Regions from separate parts of the Homo sapiens genome. Here all the other regions are linked to region 1. A link is a loop called in an ENCODE intact Hi-C map of the cell type or tissue named here. Cell type or tissue: GM12878. All regions are shown on one strand. Each heading gives the region's core, and the rest is flanking DNA. Links, peaks and the distances in the headings are about the cores only. Region 1 has its middle 290 kb from the start of G2E3. Region 2 overlaps FOXG1-AS1 (FOXG1 antisense RNA 1). Region 3 overlaps G2E3-AS1 (G2E3 antisense RNA 1).

What was found. Hi-C counts contacts between places; a loop is a spot of excess contacts. Peaks named below come from ENCODE experiments on the same cell type or tissue, not always from the same donor. Only the 100,000 strongest peaks of a DNase experiment are listed, where the experiment ranks them.
Region 2: it touches region 1 in a loop (11-fold over the local background); 14 of 110 quality-filtered maps call a loop at or near these places.
Region 3: it touches region 1 in a loop (2.8-fold over the local background); 2 of 110 quality-filtered maps call a loop at or near these places.

The regions. Positions count from the first base shown.
Region 1 is chr14:30,267,610-30,272,983 of GRCh38, forward strand. No RefSeq gene overlaps it. Among named protein-coding and RNA genes, the nearest start is that of G2E3, 290 kb to the right of the region's middle. RefSeq lists enhancers at 2,884-3,385, 4,935-5,374 and a silencer at 3,187-3,236. In GM12878, for the core only: a CTCF peak has its summit at 3,258 (motif pointing left); a DNase peak (open chromatin) is centred at 3,192.
Region 2 is chr14:28,749,207-28,754,580 of GRCh38, forward strand. The region is part of intron 2 of FOXG1-AS1 (FOXG1 antisense RNA 1); the gene reads right to left. Among named protein-coding and RNA genes, the nearest start is that of FOXG1-AS1, 13 kb to the right of the region's middle. In GM12878, for the core only: CTCF peaks have their summits at 2,430 (motif pointing right) and 5,218 (motif pointing right); DNase peaks (open chromatin) are centred at 2,515 and 5,235.
Region 3 is chr14:30,519,039-30,524,412 of GRCh38, forward strand. All of the region lies in intron 3 of G2E3-AS1 (G2E3 antisense RNA 1), which reads right to left. Among named protein-coding and RNA genes, the nearest start is that of G2E3, 37 kb to the right of the region's middle. In GM12878, for the core only: a CTCF peak has its summit at 3,066 (motif pointing left); a DNase peak (open chromatin) is centred at 3,063.

The DNA.
Region 1 (5,374 bases), core at 217-5,216:
AGTAAAGAAATCACAGTAGGGAACACAGCTGAGTGTGGGCATAACAAAATGTCCTTTATTTACAGGAGCATAACCTGTAATATGCAGTTTCAACATTGAGGTACACCAGAGCACGTCTAAAAGACTGCTGGTTCTGTAATGAAAATTTTGAGTGATTCCAAAGGTCTAGGGTCCTCTGTACTGGGTGATTATTATGAACTAACAAGGCAGTGTGATTATTCCACCTCAGAATAGTCATACAAATCAGTGGCGCACTTCTGCTTCTGCCAACATTTTCTGTCCAGGGCACTGTAGTTCACAACTGTCACAAAAGTACTTAGTTGCTTTCCTAGCTGAAAGTATGGCAAAAAAACCGAGCAATTTTGTTGTTCAAGAACTGGCTTCTTTATAAACTTCATCTCACTCAAACATCTCCCAAAGATCTACAATTCGTGGGTGAAATCCATTTGCCTCCTCCCTCCCCCAGGACAATTATGAGTTAACATGAAAACAAAGACTCAAAACAGAAATAAAACCTGAAATAAATCACTTGTATAAATGGAGAGATACAACTTGTCATATTAAAAATCTTATAGCCTAGTCTACAAAGAACAATCTTATCATTCTCTATCCTATCAGAAAAGATAGGTACATAAGAGGCTGACCAATTTATTATAAACAGGTCTTTTTATGCTAGACTGATTGCAGAGATGTTACTATAACGGAGAATTCTGAAGAGGACATTAAAATGCAACTACAACACCAAATGGAGTAGTTGATTTTTCGAGCTTTATTCAGACTGAATGTGACAGTTCTTTCTGCATATGGAAGTCCATGGGTGGCCATTAAATCAAACTGAGCATCTTACAAGCCTATTCATATTGACCAGAGTATGGCGGCTCATTTAACCAATTCTGCCAGTGCGTATTGCAGGGAGCTAGAGGGGATGTAAAGAGCTCTCCTTGATTACAATGCTCTCTGTGGGACCACAGGAGTTACCTACCAGCCCCCAACACTCAGAAATTCTGAACCAAGCAAATGACAGTACATTTTTCTTCAGCTCACATCCCTTCAGTGAGATTCAAAGTCAATCATATGAATACCAGTTTGTAATTTCCCCCTGCATTTTAGGGTTAAGAATTCCAAGGAGACCCCCAAATTTCTATGATGTTGTCCTGTTCCTTGGCACAAAGCTTGCTGTGACTCTACTGTGAAGGTGTGCCGTGAGCTGCAGTGGATATCCTGACTTCCCAGGAAATTGAAAAGAGCTGCAAGACTGGCTTTCTTGACAGCGAGTATCTATAAGCCTTTCCACTGTTGGTGAAGCAAGAGATTTCAATGTTCTTTTCCTTACAAAATTCCAAATTAGGTGATTCTCCCAGCCTGAAACTTTCTTGAGGCTCAGAATAGGGCTCTTACCTCTCTCATTTTCTCACCTTGATGGGCAGACTATGTCAGACTACTCTACAATTATAATTGCAATTGATTGTATTTCAGGTGAGTTCTGTAGAGTAGACAAGGAAATGGAACCGTTTGTTATGTTAAGAACTTAAAAGTTAAACAGAGCATATAGTCTCCATCAAAGAACCGCAGTGAGAAAATACACACCAACTCTATCCCTGCTGCCTCTATTGAACTCATTTTGGAAGATGCCTTTAGATAGAGTGAGTGACAGCCAAGTTTCGTACTTAGAGGATGAATTGTTTATGAAAACATCTTGAGTTCATTGATGATCAATTTTAATGAATTAGGTAATGAATTGATTGTCCTTGAAAATACTATTTGCATTTGAAAAAACAAAGAGATATATATTGTTACTATTTTTGGGACATATATATATATATATATATATATATATATATATATATATTTGTTATATATATTGGGACTATATTGTTACTATTTTTTCTTTTTTTTGGTGGAGTCTCACTCTGTCACCAAAGCTGGAGTGCAGTGGTGTGATCTCAGCTAACTGCAACCTCCACCTCCCAGGTTCAAATGATTCTCCTGCCTCAGCCTCCCATGTAGCTGGGATTATAGGTGCATGCCACCATGCCCAGTTAATTTTTTTGCTTTTTTGTATTTTTAGTAGAGACAGGGTTTCATCATGTTGGCCAGGCTGGTCTCAAAATCCTGACCTCAGGTGATCTACCCACCTCGGCCTCCCAAAGTGCTGGGATTACAAACGTGAGCCACCATGCCTGGCCTTGTGAGAGTTTTTTGTTAACTGATTCTGAAAACGGTTAGAAAACCTGCTTGAGAAAAAATGGTATGCAGCCACCCAAATGTCTGCTTCTTTAAAAAATACTTAAGGTCTTATATACTTCTTAAAAATTGGCCAGTGACCAAACTGCAGAATGCTTTACAACAAACAGCCACTAGTTCATACAGGAGACATTTATTGAGCACCTACAACATGGCAGCCAAACATCGTGTTAGGTTGGGGATCCAAAAATTTAAAAAACATAATCCTCAAGAGGATTATAATATCGTGAGGAGAAGGGCATGTGAATAAGCAATACTATAATGTCCTTGATATGGGGGAAAGTTGTACAAAGTGTAAGGACAGGATCGTAAGCAAGTCCTTAATAATAACAGCTAACACTCACTAGTACCGTCTATATTCCAGGCTCATACTACTAAATTACCTCATTTAATCCTCACAGGAACCTTACAAGGTGAGCACTGTTTCCGAGGGAATCAAAGATGGGTGATGTAAAGAGTGACAATCAGGCTGAGGCAAGGCAACGGGTTAGAGGGACACGACTGAGAAGTAGGCGTAGCTAATGAGCAATGTGCTGGGTAGAGTGGGATGAGAGCTGAAATGACGCTTAAGATACAGGCACAGGAAGGGACCAGTTCATTCAGTGCCTTGGTGACACCCGAAGGAAGTTTATCTTGTAGACGATGGGGAGCTGATGAAGAATTCTGAGCATTTATTTGGGCTTAATCCCGTTTAATACAGCCAATCAACTCGTGGGGGAGGCTCACAAAGACAAGGGTAAGAATTAAGTGCTGAGGTTGTCCATCGAGGCATCAGCAAAATGGAGGAAGCTGAAAGACCTCGGAACACAAGCGTTTTGCTTGGTCACTAAGCCTAGACAAATGTAAGTTTCCCCGCCCCAGCTCCCCTCAGCCTGTCACACAAAAGCGTTCACATCAGCAGTCGTCAGCGGCGATGTCAGGCGCCGTGTCGTTCTTCAAACCCTTGGGAAAGCTTTAGCTTCTCAAGCCAATTGCACTGCATTGTCAGTAGGGGTGTCCGTGAGCTCCCCCTCGTGGCTGAAGGCCAGCATCTCTGTTAGGCTTAACTGAGCCCAGTCTCCCTGCCTCTGAGCCTGGCCACTTCCCAGGCCAGACGTGGAGGAGACACTTGCCGCTCAGTGCTGTCCAGAGGAGCATGATGAAAATAGCTGGTGTCTTGGCTATCCTGGAAATCTGAGCGACTCCATTTAATTCTCCTACGAGGGCCAGGCGAGGTGGTCTTTGACTCAGCTTCAGCACTCCATGGAGGGCCCTTGGCCTAACCATGAGAACGAATTCCAGTTGCAACCAAAGCTTGTTTGTACAGTGAAATGAATAAATGTGTTTAAACCTAGGTTCTGACTTCTTACCAGTCTGTGTTGCTAAAATACCAAAGAGTAATTATAACGATATTTCTAGTTAACAATTTTTGTGTGTCTGCTATAACATTTAAATTAGACTAAATTCAGCTGTTTGAATGCCCTCTGACAATATTTTTTCTCTCAGCTCCATGACTGTTTTATCACTCCATACTCACTTGACCTAATCGGCACCATCCTGCACTCTGAAATGTTTATACTGTTAAATGAATTTTTAATCTAACTTTTACAGCATTCAATTTCAGTTTCATCAGCCATCCACAGTGTAATATCTAATGTTTTAAAATAATCTAGACAGTTACAAAAGGGGAGGGGGAGGGGGAAAATCGTCGTGTTATGAAGCAAATGATTAATTAAAGCAAATTAAATTCTGGCAGCTCTTGCTATCATTATCATGTGTTCCCCGACTAGACTAATAAATCTTTGTTGAGAATGTGTGCTTTCACAAGGTTCAAGAGTCACCTGGGAAAGGCCATTATTGACTAATATTTTTGTATTGCTGTTAGTTTTATTTTCTAATACCCTATAGAATAACAGCTAATCTTTCTCAAACATTTAGAGTGCATTCATAAATCCCACTTTGCTCACTCTTTAGAGGTAGGTTTGAGAGGGGGTGGGAAACAAAATGATTTCTCTGTAGATGCAAGTAAATTACAATTAAGCAATACAGCTAATATGTCGGCAAATGCTGGAAAACCTAAAAAACACTATACTTTGAGCGCCTGCTGCATAATGCCGTCATAGCTGGGGCACAGTCCTGGGATTTCAGCAGCTGCAAACCTTCTCCAAACTGCACAGAAAAGCAAGAACAGCACAGCTCTCCTCTATTTTAGAGGTTTGCCTTCTTTCCTTTCTTTCCTAGGATCTGGCACTTCCACATTGAGGCAAATAACAATGCCGAGGCAAGCCGCTCTCTCTAAATCCAACCAAATGCTGCTGCCATGCAAACTAGACAGTCTGCGTTGTTTCTGAAGGCACAGAAGGGAGATATTGACAGATATTTCAAGAAAAGAGCCACATACTTGCCTTTATTTAGACTGTTCAAAGTGCTGTCACTTAAATCAACCTTTAATAATTTTTTTCTGATCTCAAATATTGCAGTTTTAACATCCATACAATTCATTGCTTAATTTGTATGTTTTAAAGTATATTTCCTACAACTTTCCCATTTGCTTTTCCTCTAGTTTAACCAGTTGTGTCCTTTTCATCCAAATCCTAGCAAATGCCAGTATCAACTGTAAGCTCAGTTCTCCATGGTCTCCAGTTACTGCATGTCACATTGTCTTAAAACTTATGAAGAGAAGGCACAGATTTATTTGAAGTCTGTGATACTGTGACAGAAAAAAAAGAAACAGTTTTATAACAATAATGTAAATACCAGGTCTAAATTTATTTTGAGGTTTGTTAAATGGGGTGGGGGGAGCACAATTCCCAAAAGCGAAATTTCAGATTGTAATGAATAATCACATGCCACTAAATATTTGTGCTGGTTTTGAGACAGCGTGCCCCATAAAACTCCAAGATGTGGTCGAATGTATTAATGTTGCTCTAGACAATTCAGGTTTCTCTATGTATTTAACCTCCACCCCTGCCATGGCCTTGTTAATTTTGATTTCTAAGTGACTTGGGTACGACTACAAAAACTAAACATATGTTTAAATATGTACATACAGGCATTCCTTTTTTGCCCTTTCTAACTGCAGATTATGACGTGAGCTATGATTATCCATCAAAGTAATTTCCTCTACCCACTCCCTCTCTCATCCTCCCAC
Region 2 (5,374 bases), core at 290-5,289, 1.5 Mb before region 1:
CCCAGATGACACACCTGCCTCGGCCTCCCAAAGTGCTGGGATTACAGGCGTGAGCCACCAAGCCCAGCCACAGTAATGAAATTTTAAAGAAATACAATTCACCAGTATATGGTAAATGTTTATTACAAATTCATACTATGTGATCCCTCCCCACCAAAAAAAAAAAAAAACCTTGCCCTTAAAAAATCTATTATAAATGATCAAAGTTGGAGAAAAAGCTTATGTGCAAAGTTATATATCTCAAGTCATTTTAATAATGAAAAATTAGAAACCACCTAAATGTGAAGCAATGGTTAATGGACAGTGGTTAAATTGTTTATCATTATCCATAGGTTAATATAGATATTTGTAACTATAGGTTTTAAAAATAGTTATGTGGAAATGCTCACAGTATAACAATAATGAACAAAAGGCTGAACACAAAATATACCCACAAGATGATCCAAATTATTTAGAATATAGGTTTTACTTTAATAGATGATTTATGTTTATTTTCTTCTTTATAATATACTAGAAATTTTTTACAGCAAGTCTGTGATATATAAAATCAGAAGTAAACAAAAATTAAAGATATTTCAAGAAATGTGTTAATAAATATAAACATTTCTAATTCATATAAGGATAGGTACGTCATATTTTTAACCCTGTGCTGACCTACATGGTTCACTGAGATGGTGTCATGTCTGCCTAGCAGAAGACGTCTGCATCATAAAAACAAAACTGGAAAGTTCCACACAGAAAAATTTTTCACGGCAAGGATGAAGCTTCTCACCCAGCAACTCAAACTCAGTTTTATATTATAGGGTTTTTTTTTCAGAATTTGGACTATTTTATTTATTTAAATACAAACATATTACTTAGAAGCTGTGTATCTGTAATTGCCACTACCACTTGGTTATTATTTGATTAATATTTTGGTTTCTTCCAAATCAGCTGCATTTTACCTAGGACAAATACCCATTTCAAATAGACCTGGTAGTGAAAAGAAAATCAGGTGATTAAACCTCCCTAGTTATGACTGGTAGTTCCACCACATAAGAAAGGGAAAACTTATTCTATTTGGTCAGTGGTATCTATCAGAGTTTATCTGAGAAGAAAGCAAAAGACATAGTAAGAGAACAGAATAAAAACAAAGAGAAAAGTAAAGATAATAACCAGAGACCATCGTCAATAGCAGCAATAGCAAGGACTTTAGTGGCAGCTATTACAGGGGGTGACAAAGTGATATTCCAACCACAAGGCAATTCAACAGGAGAGATTGGTATAGAAACAAAAGACAAAACGTCTCTTCAGCTGAAAGGTTCAAACACTCATCTGCATCAAACACTTTCATATATCTACTCTATATTCACAAGAAATTTATGAATTCATTAATAAATAACGCATCCAATATTTATATAGCATGCATGGTCCCTGTATAAACTCTAGTTATGCCTCTTTAACTTTACTACAAATGTTCTTAAAAACATGGAATCGCGGCCGGGCGCTGTGGCTCACGCCTGCAATCCCAGCACTTTGGGAGGCCGAGGGGGTGGATCACGAGGTCAGGAAATCGAGACCATCCTGGCTAACACGGTGAAATCCCGTCTCTACTAAAAATACAAAAAATCAGCCGGGCGTGGTGGCGGGCGCCTGTAGTCCCAGCTACTCGGGAGGCTGAAGCGGGAGAATGGCGTGAACCCGGGAGGCGGAGCTTGCAGTGAGCCGAGATCGCGCTACTGCACTCCAGCCTGGGCGACAGAGTGAGACTCCGTCTCAAACAAAACAAAACAAAACAAAACAAAAACATGCAATCGCTACAGTACTTGGGGTAGGAAATAGATATGGAAATGTTACATTCCCTTAAAATGTATTTTACCTATTTACTTGTTTAATGTCTATTTTCCTTAACTGGGAAGTTAGCTTAATAAAGGCAGAAGAGGTTTTTGCCTCCATTATCCAATGCTATATTCTTAGCACCAATAATAATGTCTAGCGTACAGTATGTGTACGCTATGTATTTATTGAACAAATGAGAAAGTTTACAAGTAATTCATGGATTTCATATGATTCTCTATATCTTGTTTACATCAAAGACAAAATGTTTCGTATTTCTTAAGACTAACTGCAACATGTTCAAAAATTTGGTCTATCAGCTGAAGTGTATCTCAATTTGATAATTAAAGAGAAAGTTTACATTTTCATGTAAGCCCTTCCAAATACTCCAGCACACATAAGTGAAAATCAGATATTCTCCTTCATGGCCCATCTGCAAACTTGTAGAAAGTGAGAACCTGAGGCATAAGTGGACGTGAATGGGCCTGGGTTCTATTTTTCCATGCTATAAAAGCCATAAACAGTGTGGTTAATGATGCTCCCATATCTGACTTGAAGCCAGGGTACGGTGGATTCGTGTAAATGCTGAAGGCTAGCTAGCTCTGGTGGCTGAACACCAGTTGAGGGCAGCAGAGAGCTACTTGAGAGAAAATAGATCCAGGAAGGCTTAACAGCTCTCAGCTTAAAGTGCTTGGCTAAGTCCACAGTGTGCTGCTGAAAATGCAGCCGCTTGGAAAACTAGTCCACAGGGTGGCCAGCAAGAATGAAGTAACCAAATGTATTAATGCATAAAGCCAAAAATCCAGGGAGATGGGTAGGAAGCAACACCAGAGAACTGACAATAATTTGGACTCCCATTTCACACAGTTCTCAGGAGCCATTGATTCGGACAATCATCTTACTCCAGAGCTGCTGAATCACAAAATGTCTTAGATTCCCTCCAACTCTAAAATCTTAGTTCCCAAGATAATTAACAAAAATGTTTAGAGTACAACCTTTTTTCCAAAGATTATCCTTCCTGTAGAAAGAATATAAAATTGTTAGTGTTAAGAGGAGAAAATCATACATGAATGAGGAGTAGCAAACACAGACTAGGGGTCCCAAAATTCTTTAAAAGTTGAGATTTCTCAAATATATGCGGTGGAATCCTGGTGAAGTTTAATGAACAGCCTCAGTCAATCCCCTTGTTTCCCAGTTTGAAGGCTCCAACCCTAAAAATGACCAAGTGTAAGTTGCGGCCTGTCCAAAGCCAGGATTCACACTCCTTTTCTGTGTCTTCCTAGTGGAGTGATCTTAAGCAAGTAATTTAGTCTGTCTGGGTCAGCCTCCTCACTTCTAAAATAGAATAATACCTGTGTTTATGAGGTCTGTGAAAAATCTGCAGAATAAAACATGTCTTATGAACTTCGTACAGCATAAGGAATTTTAAATAAAAGTCCAAGTAGTAGGAACTAAGAAGTTTTCTAGGGAACAACAAAAAGGCATCTAAGAAAGAAACCTTTGATATATTTAGAATTTTCCCTGTAACAAACTTGTTTGTTTCTATCAACCCAGGTCAATGTAGATATGATACTCCATATACATATATTTATACACATATGTGTGTATATGTATATACACACACACACTTTATATACAACACACACACGCATGCATGTGTGTGTGTGTGCATGGGTATGTGTGTGTGTCTTCAGCTTCCCTGAGGTCTATATTAAATGCTGAGCATATTTGCATCACGGAGTGATATTTGCCTTCTGTGAACACTCTTATTGCTAAAAGTGTGTAATGATGTTCCTAGTCAGATTGAATTTGGAGACATTTTACTGCATCCTCCTGAAGAAATTTATTCACAGGGACACAGAAGCAGAGAGAAAAATGTGGGCTATCTGCAGCCAGAATACTTTGGCTCTGGTTCCTAATAATAATAATAATAATAATAATAATTAATCATCACCATGAGGATATGGGAACATGTTAGAAAACTTGAATACAGCTGCCTCAGCTTTGTGTTCAGTTTGGTCCTATCTCACATTATGATTTTTCTGGATGGATAGCAAGGGAGAGCTGAGTGCATGCCAATGAGTTAGTAAATGGTGACTAGAGTGTCTGAGATTTTTGTTATTTTTAAAAGCAGAAAAAGGGAAAGAACAAGACAGGAAGATAGAGAAGATGGAGGGCTGGCTCATCAATTCTCATTTCTGATGAGATGCCTAACTAGAGAACTCAGGAGTGATAGAGAAGAGTTGCAAATAACAATGAAGACACCACAAGAGAGTCTTCTCAAATGAAGGTTGATGATTTATTGACTTAAAAATCTTTTGAATTATAAGGGATAGCAGATTCAACTTTCTGATTTTGTGCATAAGAAAACTAAGGTTCAAGAGAAGTGTTGTGACTACCTCAAATTCCCCTAGGTGTTAACAACTTGTATATTTATCTTACTATTCTAGAACTAGCTAGATAGCATGCCAGTGACCAAATTTTATAGTAAAATCTAGGAAATATTGGTGAAAAATAGAATAAACAAAATTGGTTTCCCTTAAAGTTACAAAACATGAATCCATATACCAGTAGTCATCAGCTGCTTTGCTATTAGGAAATTAAACACACACTTCAGCAAGTGCATGCACAAACTACACCCACGCACATGGCCAGCTTACAGTCACAGGGAATGAGAAGAGGTCTACTCTCTCTCTCTCTCTAACATCTTAAATGCCAAGCAAATGCCGAAATTGTTATTCTGAAAAGTTTGGGGCTCTGCAGTCTACCATTGCTAAGATTTTTCCTGTGCCCAGATAGTTCATTTAATCTTTGCTGTAAGAAGAAGAAACAGAATCCATATAGACATAGGAATTCCATTTCTTTGAATTATAAAATATTTTCAGCCAAGGTAATATAGACAGGGCATATATGTGATTACTTAAAACATGGTGTTATTTTTAGTATGTTCCCTGCTATTCACTAGATAATTATCTCCAATCAAAGTGGTTAGTTCAGATAAAAGAAAATATCAAAAATAAATTTTTTTCAATTTTGTTAAGTATTTGTGTAGAAACATATTTAGTGATAATTTGGAAAATTAGGTAAATAAATTGCAACCCCCCTCAAAATAAAATTACTTTTTAGAACTAGTTCCTTGACATGGAATTTAAAGCATTGGAAGAATACTCATAACAAACTTTAATTGCCCTATGTGCAGATTTGAGGTAAAAACCGTTGTCTCTCTATGTCTTATTACCATAATCAAAGCTTAGAATTTTTTTTATTATCAAAAGACTATTGTGTGCCCGACAGACAGTCAAGATTTATTAGAAAAGCCTCCATGGCTCTCCCCTCCAAAAACTCAGTAAACAATCCCACACCTTCACTGCTACTATTGAGCATTATGGGCACTAGATGTCGCTGCTGCTGTTAGAATGAGATTTTCTTCCTGCTTCCCAGCCCCACCTCCCCAAAAATTTTTTCCAAAGATTCTTATGGTTTTTAAAGTTATATTTTAGTGGTAGTGTTGTTGGGAATTTGATGAATGAATGATATTTTATATATTAGTGATTGCAGG
Region 3 (5,374 bases), core at 252-5,251, 250 kb after region 1:
CTAACTCTGTTTTTTCTTTAACAATATGCAAGCTTGCAATAATAAATTTACAGCAAAAATAAACACTTTCATCTGCTTAAGAGGGCCTTATTAAAAGTACTTCGATGTATTGAAAAATTAGACTGACAGCTTTGAAACACAAAGTCCTCTGTTTATCCATAAAACATATATATGATTGCCACCAGCAATTCTAAGCTTCCTTTATGAGTTTACCTCTGTCTGCCCCTCTAAAGAGTGAGAAGAGGGTTCAGATTCCAGGCCCATTCAATTCTTGGCTCCTCTGCAAAGACTGCCAATTAGAGTATTTTGTGATATGGACATCTGTCCACTGGACTGAGACCAGCTCATTTCACAAAGCAGTTGTCAAGTGGTATCAACTTTCTGTGACAACCTGTGTTGGATTCAAACCCGTGCCCTTTGAGGTTACATGGCTTCCTCTTCTATCACTAAATCTTTTAAATGCCCAGAAGTTAGACACACTAATTTTCAAAACTAGCTAATTATAAAATCATAAAGTCATCTTTATTTCCCTTAATTCATGGAAATTTTTCTGATGCTTGCATTTATTGTCAAAAAATGATCCTCTATGTACACTTTTATTCTTGGAAATCTGGGCATTTTTCCAGTCACTTTGAAAGAAACGTATGTATTTAACATTATTTAAATGGGTGCTTTTTGGGCACCTACTACCTATTAGGCAGTGTGGAAATGCTACCAGTTTCCATTATTTTTTTTCTGAATTTATCTGCTGAATAGCTGAACAATTTTTCTCTCCACTATACCTAGTTTTTCTTTTTCTTTTTCTGTTTTTAAACTCAGTACAGTACAAGGTAAGAAGAGCAAAAAGTTTTATAAGGGGAAAGGTAATGTTTGAAGTTACATTAGTTTGAATGTAGTTTAGTTTCTCAACTATATATAATTACTTTGAAGGGGAAAAATCATAAAAATAGCTTTATTGTTACATTTTTGCCAGTGGGTGTGTGAAGTAATTTAACTTACAGGTAATGATTATGTAATTGTATTGATACAGGGCATACAGCCTACCAAGCTTAGTGAATCATCCAGACTGACAAGAGGAGGTGTAAAAATTCTGCCTGCTTCTTTTCTGTCTCACATCCCTGCCTTTACAAAGGAGAGAAGTCTTTCTCACAAGTTGGGGAGGGTGGTGGTAAGTGAGGCATCAAAGCTCCAAGATCACGGATATAAATGCATCAAGACAATGTGTCAATTCCTTGTGGTATAATTTTAAAAATTAATTGGATGGTGGTGAAGCTACCCAGCCCAAATGATGACTGTGCCATAAGAGATACAATGCAAATGGCTGACAGCAGCTACTTACCATTCAGAAATGAAGCTCTAAACTTTCACAAAGCTCCATTAAGATACAAATTAATTTCACTGAACTGTTCCATGTTGTTTGTCCCTGTTTTACCTCTGTAGGATACATTTGTTGCATAAACCCAACCATTTATTTGGACAGGAAGAAACAACACAAAATATAAAGGTCTAGTTATAGCATGGTATGCTGAGGTAATTAAAATTTCTATTTTTGCAGCCAATGACCTCTGTAGCCATAGCTGATTAAAAGTACAAAAATTTTAGATCTGGAGAATATTTGTGCCAAGGACAATGCTTGACCAAATATAATTAACTGAATTTAGATAAATTCTCAATCTGGCTTTCTTTAACTTGAATAGAAAAATCACACACTTCGTTGAACATGAATGGATTTGAAAATGAACATTTGGATTATATGCGAGGATATTTTCCCAGAATAATAGACCCAAGATTTTTTGATGTGCTGCATAGAAGTTCTTTGTTGACCCAAAGAATATATCAGCCTTCTGTTTTTACTCTCTAGTTCTATTTGCTGATTTTTGTTAATATTTATAATAACAGAAATAGTAGGTGAGGGAAAGCAGGAGAATAACAGATCCATTTAAATCTTTACTCTTTGTTTTTTCAGTGCTTCTTGTTCTTTTTCTTGGGGATAATTAGAGATAAATGGTATGGTATTATATTTGCTTGGATAGCAATACAAAAATGCCTATTTCCATCATTTTCAGTAATAGACTTTCAAGCTATATTTTCCTCAAACTTGATCCTCATTATTCCAGTAATATTTAAGCTATTAATTTCTCCAGAGAGTGCTTTTTGAAAATGGTAAATTATAAGACAAATCCCAAAATTACATTTTCTTTAATTTACAGTATTGTTCAAGCTCTACTGTTAGCATAAATGAATAGTCTGAACTGCAGTCTGAAATAAAGCCTTGAGCATTAAACAGTTGGCTTGGAAACAGAAACATTAAGAATATGATTGAAATTTTTTTACAGAAGATGAAATAACAGCATGCGCAAAAGCTCATTTATGATAATTCTAACATTTCTGCTACAGTTACAGAAAAGTAACAACATTTACCAAAAAAAGAAAGAAAAGAAAGAAAGAAAGGTGAAGGGTTTCACTTTCTAATCAACTGCAATGATATCAATTTTGCCCTTACTGAAAAGTGATTTTCACAGTTATAGAAATTTAATTTTTTTTCTGAGTTTCAAATTTGCCTTTTGGAAGGAACACAAAACAGGGCTTTTCAAAACAAAAGTCAATTGAAGCAAAAGTTTTTGTACTTGATGTAGGCATGTTGTAAACACATAACAATAGCAATAAATACAGTCAAACAGCATGATACTCAGAAAGACAATGAAGTCTATAAAGGTCTACAAACATCATATTTATTTTATTATAAAAAGGCATTAATTATGCTAATATGTGATGAAATCATATGAAATTCAAGGTATATTTAAAATCATTTGTTTAATATGTTTTATTTCATACTAGTTATGTCTGTTCCTTTATTTTTGTTTTGCCTTTTTTACGGGTGGGATTTGAAAAAGGAAGATAGAGAATACTTTTTATAAAATTATAAAGAAGACCAATCTTCTTGAAAATATTGATAATCTGATAAATTGCCAACAATAACCATCTGAGGCCTAAGCAAGCGTTTGTGATTCTTCAAACGAAAAGCTTCAAATTCACTCCAACTAAGAAAATCACTTCCTCCATCTAGTGGTGACTGATTGTAATGCTACCGAATTCTAGAACACTTTTCAACTTTTTTAAAATGTCGTTTTGTTTTTATACCTATGCTTGGGTCAGATAATTGTATTTATGTGGGAAATTAGGCTAAATTGTGTTAGTTTTCTTAAACATTTTACTACAATCTGAAGAAACACGGCATTACTATCTGCAATATTTTATCTCTGAGCCAAAATGCATAAAACATAGCCCTTACCATTGTAGGGCTTACAATTGAGCTAGGGAGACTTGACATATATGTATGAAAGGATAAACTAAAAAGAACACACATGAACTCTCAAATGGGTGATAAAGGCAATGTCAGGGCTCAGAACGCAATGCTCTAAAACATGGCATCTTGGCGTACTGAGTATTTTCAGCTGAAGGAAATTGAGAAAACCACAAAGCAGAAGGTCTCTCTCACCTTCTCTCTTGAAGGCCTTCATGTGACAGGTGTCCTGGAGGGGAGAAATGTTTCACAGAGATGCTAAAAAGAATCTGAACAAGCAGGCCTTGCTAAGTTTCCTCCCAACTTCCCCCTCCCCGCCCCAGTTTATTACCAATAGATCATGACTTTTGATGGTCATCATTGCTTGAAAAAGATTTGGCAGAATATATGGAACTGAAATGGCCTTTATTAAAGAGATAGAAGGAATTACATAACCAGGGAAGACTAAGAAAGGCATTTCAGACAAAAGGAACAGTTACAAACTGTTACAAGAGACAAGATAGATGCCTCCAATTCTGAAATCTTTGGAAGACAATGGGTAAGTCGTGTTCTGCAAAAATGGGTCTATGTGTTTGGTCAAGAGGAGTGAGAATGGAGTAGAAAGTAAAGTCGTTATAGCTATTGTAGATATAATACAGAGATTTTGTAGAGGGTCTTGAATGTCAAGATAAAAATGCTGGACTATATATTATTAGAATGAACCTCAGAAGTTCTAATGGTGGCATCAATGGACCATACATGGTTTATAATGGGCTTTGATGTGTCCAATAATTTCTTGAAATAATAGAGAAAAATATCTTTACATGTGCACATATGAATTTCTCTAGAAAGAATGTCCATAATTGTCATCAGATTCTCAATGGGGATCATTGCTCTGTTAATAGGTTTTGAATAGCAAACTGACATATTGAGTTTTGGAAAGATTCGTCTGACATTGATGTGTAGGATAGTTTGATATGGGCAGATAACTTATTCTTCATATTTAGGCTGATCCATCCCCCCAGCACAATATGCTGCCCTGGTTACTTGGTACTTTACTTCTCCCCTCTCTGGGCACTCAGTATTTCTTTATAAAATATTTTAAGTCTTTAACTAATTCTATGATAATCTATAGATCCATATACACGATCTCATCAAAAATAGCCTTAAGCATTCATAAAATTTAGATTTGGTGAGTACCGTGTATTTTTCTCAACACTGAGGTGCTTTCTGTCTGCACTTATATTTATATTTGGGATTCAGGCCTTTAATGATAGCAGTCATCATAAAAGTTTCCATTTGTTGAAGACTATATGCTAGGCACAAAATTAAGTATATGTGTTCAACAAATACTTACTGAGTGCTTTTTATGTGCCAGGTAGGTCATAAATCTTACAATAATCTAATGAGTTATATTCCCAATATATCCAATATGAGTTACAGTCCCCTGACTTTGTACATGAGGAACCTGAAGTTTAGGAGTTAGGCAACATTCACATCATCACCTTTTTCATAGCTAGTACAGCTTTGATTTCAACCTAGATATCTTTGATTCAATAAGCTGTGTCAAAGGTGGAACTAAAAAAGTATTTGGTCAGGATGCAAGATTTCTGAATGCCTGTATCTTGTCCTACCATTACCTTACCTTTCCTTCCTTTCCCTTTCCTCCATCCAACCAAGCTTTATCCTCCCTAGCCCCTTTCCATAACAAAAATGCCCAAGGGATACAAGCACAGGGCCCAAAGCCAGGTAAATGTACTTTTTTACTCTGATGCTTTTGTCCAAAGGTCCAGTGTCTGAACTAATCAGGAATCAGTGGCCAAGGCCCTTTTCATAGCTTGGTAGTCCCCAGACTGCTTTCCTAATAAACTATCTGAAAGTTGTTAACTGGTATTGTACCAGAGAAAAAGTAGTATCTTTTCCTCACCCATTGCAAGGCTCATGGCTGAGGCCCCCGTAAAAAAAACACAGATTAACAAGAGAAAAGTTTACAAATTTAAATTCATGTGACATAGGGAGCCTTCAAAAATAAAGACCCAAAGAAACAGAAAACGTGCATGTTTCCATGGTAGGGTTTGATGAAGAGTAGAC